2 separate regions of the Homo sapiens genome follow, and region 1 is linked to region 2. A link is a contact called in ENCODE Hi-C or POLR2A ChIA-PET data. All regions are on one chromosome and are shown on one strand. The core of a region is the stretch at or near the end of the contact, and the rest is flanking DNA. Distances in the headings are between cores, read along the strand shown.

The links. Hi-C counts contacts between places; a loop is a spot of excess contacts on that map. ChIA-PET counts read pairs that join two places held with the same protein, here RNA polymerase II (POLR2A).
Region 1: a loop to region 2 is called in a map of endothelial cell of hepatic sinusoid, with 8 times the contacts of the local background. The contact joins the promoter of LINC01418 here to the enhancer-like site in region 2. A Hi-C loop is called at or near these places in 1 of 168 maps with a recorded cell type or tissue (endothelial cell of hepatic sinusoid). POLR2A ChIA-PET finds 5 or more read pairs at or near these places in 2 of 52 experiments (HEK293 and activated T-cell).

What each region holds. Positions count from the first base shown.
Region 1 is chr15:81,965,503-81,968,773 of GRCh38, reverse strand. It overlaps LINC01418 (long intergenic non-protein coding RNA 1418), which reads left to right and starts at 1,580. Exons shown (of 6, transcript XR_001751640.2): 1 at 1,580-1,706. RefSeq lists a silencer at 1-20.
Region 2 is chr15:81,887,521-81,890,592 of GRCh38, reverse strand. The region is part of intron 5 of LINC01418 (long intergenic non-protein coding RNA 1418); the gene reads left to right. Among named protein-coding and RNA genes, the nearest start is that of LINC01418, 78 kb to the left of the region's middle. Within about 2 kb of position 1,297, at least 4 of the 41 ENCODE cell types and tissues checked have a DNase peak (open chromatin) inside an H3K27ac peak, as active enhancers do.

The DNA of each region.
Region 1 (3,271 bases), core at 331-2,830, 78 kb before region 2:
TGGGACATTTGTGTATCTTCTTTCAAAGAAGTAGCTATTCAAATCTTAGATCATTTCCTCATTTTAAAAGTTGGGCTAATTGTCCTTTTATTGTTTAGTTGTAAGAGTTCTTTATATATTCTTGATAGAAGTCCTTTAGCAGATATTTACAAATGTTTGCAAATATTTTCTCCCATTCTGTGGGTTACCTTTTCACTTTTGTGGTGATGCCTTATGAAGCACAAAATTTTTTAACTTTGTTCAAGTCAGTTTAACTTTTTTTGTCTCTTATGCTTTTCGTATTATATCTAATAAGTAATTCCCTAATCCAAGATCAGAAAGATTTCCTCCTACGTTTTCCTCTAAAAGCTTTGTAGTTTTGGCCCTTACATTTACATCTTTGATCCACTTAGAGTTAATTTTTTTTTGTAAAGTAGAGATCCATCTTTATTTATTTTTATGTGGATAGTCAGTTGTACTGGCACCATTTGTCAAAAAGACTATTCTTTTCTTACTGAAATGTGTTAGCACCCTTGTTAAAAATCAGTTGATCATGAAGTAGGGGATTATATCTGGACTCTCAATTTAATTTCACTGTTTTATATTTCTGTCTTTAAGCCAGTACCATACTGTCTTGATTACTGTGGCCCTGTGGTAAGTATCAACATCAGGAACTATGAGTCCTCTAACATTGTTCATCTTTTTTCTAAGACTGTTTTTGGCAATTGTGGGTTTTTCACATGTCCAGATGAATTTTAGGGTTGGCTTTTCAATTTCAGCGAGAAAGGCAGCTGGGATTTTGATAGTTATTTTTCAAAAACTGCTATGTGGTGCTTCATTGCTTGGATCATTTTCTTTTAGTAAACGTATTTCATCAAATCATTTGCTGCTATACAGATAGACTTCAACTTTGTTCTGTCACTATATTTTATGTTAATTCTGTTTTTAGTGCTTAATTTTTTTTTTTTTTTTTTTTTTTTGAGACGGAGTCTGGCCCTGTCGCCCAGGCTGGAGTGCAATGGTGCGATCTTGGCTCACTGCAAGCTCCACCTCCTGGATTCAAGCGATTCTCCTGCCTCAGCCTCCTGAGTAGCTAGGACTACAGGTACCTGCCACCATGCCCAGCTAATTTTTGTATTTTTAGTAGAGACGGGGTTTCACCATTTGGGCCAGGATGGTTTTGATCTCTTGACCTCGTGATCCGCCCACCTCGGCCTCCCAAAGTGCTGGGATTCCAGGCGTGAGCCACCTTGCCTGGCCAAAATTTTTTTTCCATGTAATCTCTGTGGGTGAAATTTTTGTTGTACTGTTCTCCTTCTGTGTTTGTATTTTTCCTCAATATTGAAATCAGTGTATTTCCTCTGCTTTCCATTTAGTTTTTGGATTACTTATATATATTTTTAACATGCACTTTTATAGCCTTACATCTACTTATAACTTTATTACCACTATTTCTTAATTTTCTAGCTTATAAATATGAGAAAATTACTATATTATGTAACTCCCTGTCTTTTTTATGTCTCTCAATCTTATTGTTTAATCATTTTTTATGTTGTCAGGAGAGTGTATACCATTTATTTTATTTTATCTTATTTTTTTAAGAGAGGAGGTTCTTAGTCTGTTGCCCAGGATGGAATGCAGTAGTGTGATTACACCTAACTTCAGCCTGAAACTCCTGGGGTCAAGTTATCCCCCGACCTCATCATCCCAAGTAATGGGGACTACAGGTATGCACAACCACACCTGGCTAGTTAAAAAAAATTTTTTTTCTTTTTGAGATAGGGGTCTTGCTATATTGCCTAGGCTGATCTTGAACCTCTGGTCTCAAGTGATCTTCCTGCCTCGGCTTCCAGAGCAGCTGGAATTACAGGAGCGAGCCACTGTGCTGGACTCCCACTCCCATTTACATTTGTTTATGTAGTCTTTATCTCTATGTTTACTTTAGTTGTAGCCAAACAGTTAAGTGGATTAAATGTTCAGTGTCTGTTATTTCAGTGTAGTTTCTCCGTTTATCATTGATTAAGTGAGTTTTCTCTTGTTGTAGTTTCTTCAGAAAAGTCTCATGGGAAATATATTTATCTATAGGTTTTATATGTGAATGACAGTTTGGCTGAGTTTAAAACTCTTGAGTCATATTTTATTCCTCAAAAATCTTTGTAGGCATTTTTCTAGTGGGGCACTTCTTAGGTTGAAGCAGACAAATCTGAAATCACTTGATTTTTTTTTTTTTTTTGAGATGGAGTCTTGCTCTGTCGCCCAGGCTGGAGTGCAGTGGTGCGATCTCAGTTCACTGCAATCTCCGCCTCCTGGGTTCAAGCACTGCTCCTGCCTCAGCCTCCCAAGTAGCTGGGATTACAGGCAACTGCCACCACACCCAGCTAATTTTTGTATCTGTTTTATTTATTTATTTATTTATTTTCAGATGGAGTCTCGCTCTGTCGCCCAGGTTGGAGTGCAGTAGCATGATCTCGGCTCACTGCAAGCTCCGCCTCCTGGGTTCACGCCATTCTCCTGGCTCAGTCTCCGGAGTAGCTGGGACTACAGGCGCCCACCACCATGCTTGGCTAATTTTTTGTATTTTTAGTACAGATGGGGCTTCACTGTGTTAGCCAGGGTGGTCTTGATCTCCTGACCTCATGATCCACCTGCCTCGGCCTCCCAAAGTGCTGGGATTACAGGTGTGAGCCACCGCAATATAACCCTTTTTAATAATGATTTATCCGTTTTACTTCTTTCCTGAGTTCTACCAGTTAATATATCATTTCCTTATAATGTCATAGCTTTTCTAGCTCTTTGTTTTTGCCTTGTGCTCTTGTTTGTTAGTTGTAATTGTTTCCAGTTTTAAAAATTCATGGCAGTATGTTGATTATAATTTTCATCTGCTTTCATGTTTTCTAATGAGAGTTCTTTGTCATTTATTCTTCCAGATTCTTTACCCATTTTTTTTTCTTATGACACTTTTGTGTAATCTTTTCTTACAAAAAATTCCTACTCAGTTTCAAATATGAAAAGTTTCTCCTGGACTAGCTGTTTTTAGGAAGTTTCAGTGGGGGATATTAGGACTGTGTGTGTGTGTTTTTTTTTTTTTTTTGAGACAGAGTGTTGCTCTGTCGCCCAGGCTGGAGTGCAGTGGCACAATCTTGGCTCACTGCAAGCTCTTCCTCCTGGGTTCACACCATTCTCCCGCCTCAGACTCCCGAGTAGCTGGGACTATAGGCGTTTGCCACCACGCCCACCTAATTTTTTGTGTTTTTAGTAGTCACAGGGTTTCACCATGTTAGCCAGTATGGTC
Region 2 (3,072 bases), core at 48-2,547:
ATGTAAAAAGTATAATATACTACCAAGTGGTGTGAATTCAGGTGATATGCTACGTGCTGTGTAAGTATCTTATTAAATATTCACAGCAACCCTGAGGCGAGTTACATGATTCCCATTTTATAGATGAGGAAACTGAAGCTTAGAGCTTAGGCCATTTGTTCACGATCAGAGAACTGGGAAGTGACAGAGCTGGGATTTGAATCCCACCCTCTCTGATTCTAAAGCGTTGATTAAGTTGATGGGGCAGGGAGGGTTGGAGGCATCATGAGGATTCTGTGTGTCCACTCAGTGAAGTTGCTCCACTGCCCTTGGGTACCCCTTTAGTGATTGAAGGCTGGAGTTATGTAATCTCTCCAGGGCCCCACAGCTAAAAGGGCATGGAACAGGACAGAGCCCTGGCAGCCCAGCTGGGAGAAGTGTGCTGAGCCCCGGATGGCTTCCCCTACGATGGCTGTACAGGTAAGAGGGGAAATATCTGAGTACAGCGGGGATGCAGGGTCTTCCTAGTGCAGCCACATAGCCTTGGAAGAACCAGGTTGAAGAAGACAGGGAAGCAGGGCCTTGGGAATGGACAGGAACCTACCTGTGGGACTAGCACATGGGAAAGGTGATGCACGTAGAAGGGCAAATACAAATTAAATATTGGGCTTTTTTCTCCCTGTGGAAATTAAGAGTCCCCTCCATACCACTCTCTTTCTCTTTCAGAATTTTATTCTCCCTCCTTTTCAAATATATGCAAGTTTTTTTAATGGGTAAATAAACCTATGACCAATCTCAACTCAGGAATGTTTCCTGGGAGCTGTCTCTTTGAAATGTAATTCTCAAGGGACATATGGCCCACACTTTCAGTTTCCTGGTAGGACAAGGGCCTAACTTGTCACCTGACTCCAAATTGCAAAACCTAACTAATGTGATGGGCTGAAGCCACTCAGCTGTACAAGGGAGTAAGATTCTGTCTTTGTAGTGGACTGCCTGTGATGCACATCGCATTCTGGTTTAACGCTTATTCAGTCATAAAATTGTTTACTTTGTCTTCCAAAAAAATAAACCTTTGGTTACACAGTTTCCTATGAATTATTTTAAAACATTATGAAAATTAATAACTGAGAAATCTAAGTGGGTGTGAGTGAACTCCTCTATCTTTACTGAAATGCCATCGAATTTGCAAGGCTGGCAGAAAGACTCAGGGATTGTTAGGCACTCCTGGCACAATCCTGGAGTCCCAAATCCTCCCAATGGGGAGAATGTTTCCTCTGGCGTTTCTCCAAAGAGCAACAGCATTCTTTTCCCAAGACGAGATCTGGTGACTGACTCCATGACCGCAAGCAGGAACAAACTGCCATTCTTTGGAAGGCTCTTGGCCTTCAAGGATCACTTGGGAAAGGAGCGGTTCCAGCTTTAACACTTTAACCAGTCCTCCTTCGTTCCTTTCTTCTTTTTTTAACATCTGCGTGTGGATGCAATAAAAGTGTGCTAGGTCGCTGGGCACTTGGAGGAGAGGAAGAGCATGAGTGATATAATTGGGCTGTTATTGCCTGCCTCTCCAGCACACATTAGCTGGATAAAACATCTAGTCAATAAAACACAACAAAACAATAAAACTAAGCCCTTTGGTGCTCTCTTATTGGGTGTTATGCAACCCAGAAACCTGTGGCCATAAAAAGGAGAATGAGGGAAACTTTACACTTGCAAGAACAAGACGCTTAGGCACTAGGTTGAAAATAGCTGTAGCTGAGCTCAAGTTGTATTCATTGGGCACCTGGAAGCAGTTAGTTTTGAAAGCTGTGCAGGCTTCAGCTGCTTCAACGTTCATGGGCCCTCCATGAGATCTTGTTAGGAACATGTATAGAAATGTGCTTTTCATTAGAGAAGTCATTGATCCTATCCATGAAGATACATTTCTTTCAAATGATAAATTTATTAACCATGAGCAGAAAGATTATTTGTGGCCCTTCTTTTGGGGGGAAAAACCCCAGAGTTTGAAACTGCCATAGAATGCCTATGTCTGTAGGCTGTGATTCAAGAAAGTGCTCTCTTTTGACCAGTGGAAAATTGCAAACCAAAGCTCAGTGCTTTCCTAGTCTGGTTAAGGCCAAAAGAAAATGGGAAGTTTTTATTGTTGATGACTTGTTAGGACTTGTTGTAAAGTAGGCCAGTGCAATTTGTCTATTTTAGGTTTTAGAAACATTTGTTCTTCCCACAAGAGGTATTTTAAATACTGTCAGGATTCAGATTGCAACCCTAAACAATTCATTAAAATATTTTTTTGGCCTAATTTTAAAACAAAGGTTGTTGTTGATGATGATAGCAGGGATCCCACACGGAGCCTCAGCTGGGCCCATCCCTGGGGTTCAGACCTGCCTCGGTGTGCCTGGGGAACTGTGGGGTGGACCTGCCAGGAGATGATGTGTTTGAGGGAGTGAGGAGTCCCCCACCCCTAGGATATAATTCACCCTAATGGAAGAGAATCAGATTTAAAGAAAGAGAACAACCTTGGCCAAGTAACAAAAACTGAGTCATCAGTGAGGAAGAGCCATTCTGAGTCAAGCTTGCTGTATTTTTACTTGGATTTGTCTGCCAGCCCAGTCTCAACTGGATTCATGTCTGAGTGCTATGGTGGAAAGTAGAGAGCCATCTATATTGAAAGTGATGGCTCAGTAAACAGTCTGCAAGACATTGGGGCCTTGAGCAGATATGAGCATGCAGAGGATATTGAGGGAGAGAGGGCCCTTCTTCATACGTTCTGGATGTGTTCCAGGGATAGTCAGTAGAGAGGGCTGTCATAGGAGAGGAAGAATAAAATTGCAGATGACACGTGGTAACATATTGGATTTTTTGGTATGTACTTGTGAGAACACTCCTGGTTTCTTCCAAAATTAATTGGGCATATCTGGGTGTGCAAATGTATTTATAATGTTTGTGGGGGTAGGGGGTAGACTTTTCTATGGGTTACCATCCTACATTAGTGAGGGAGGATGGGTGGGAGGAGGAAAGAACCATGGACTACATTTCTTTCCAGCAATCTCATTATGGTTATATACCCAGAGGAATATAAATCATTCTGCCATAAAG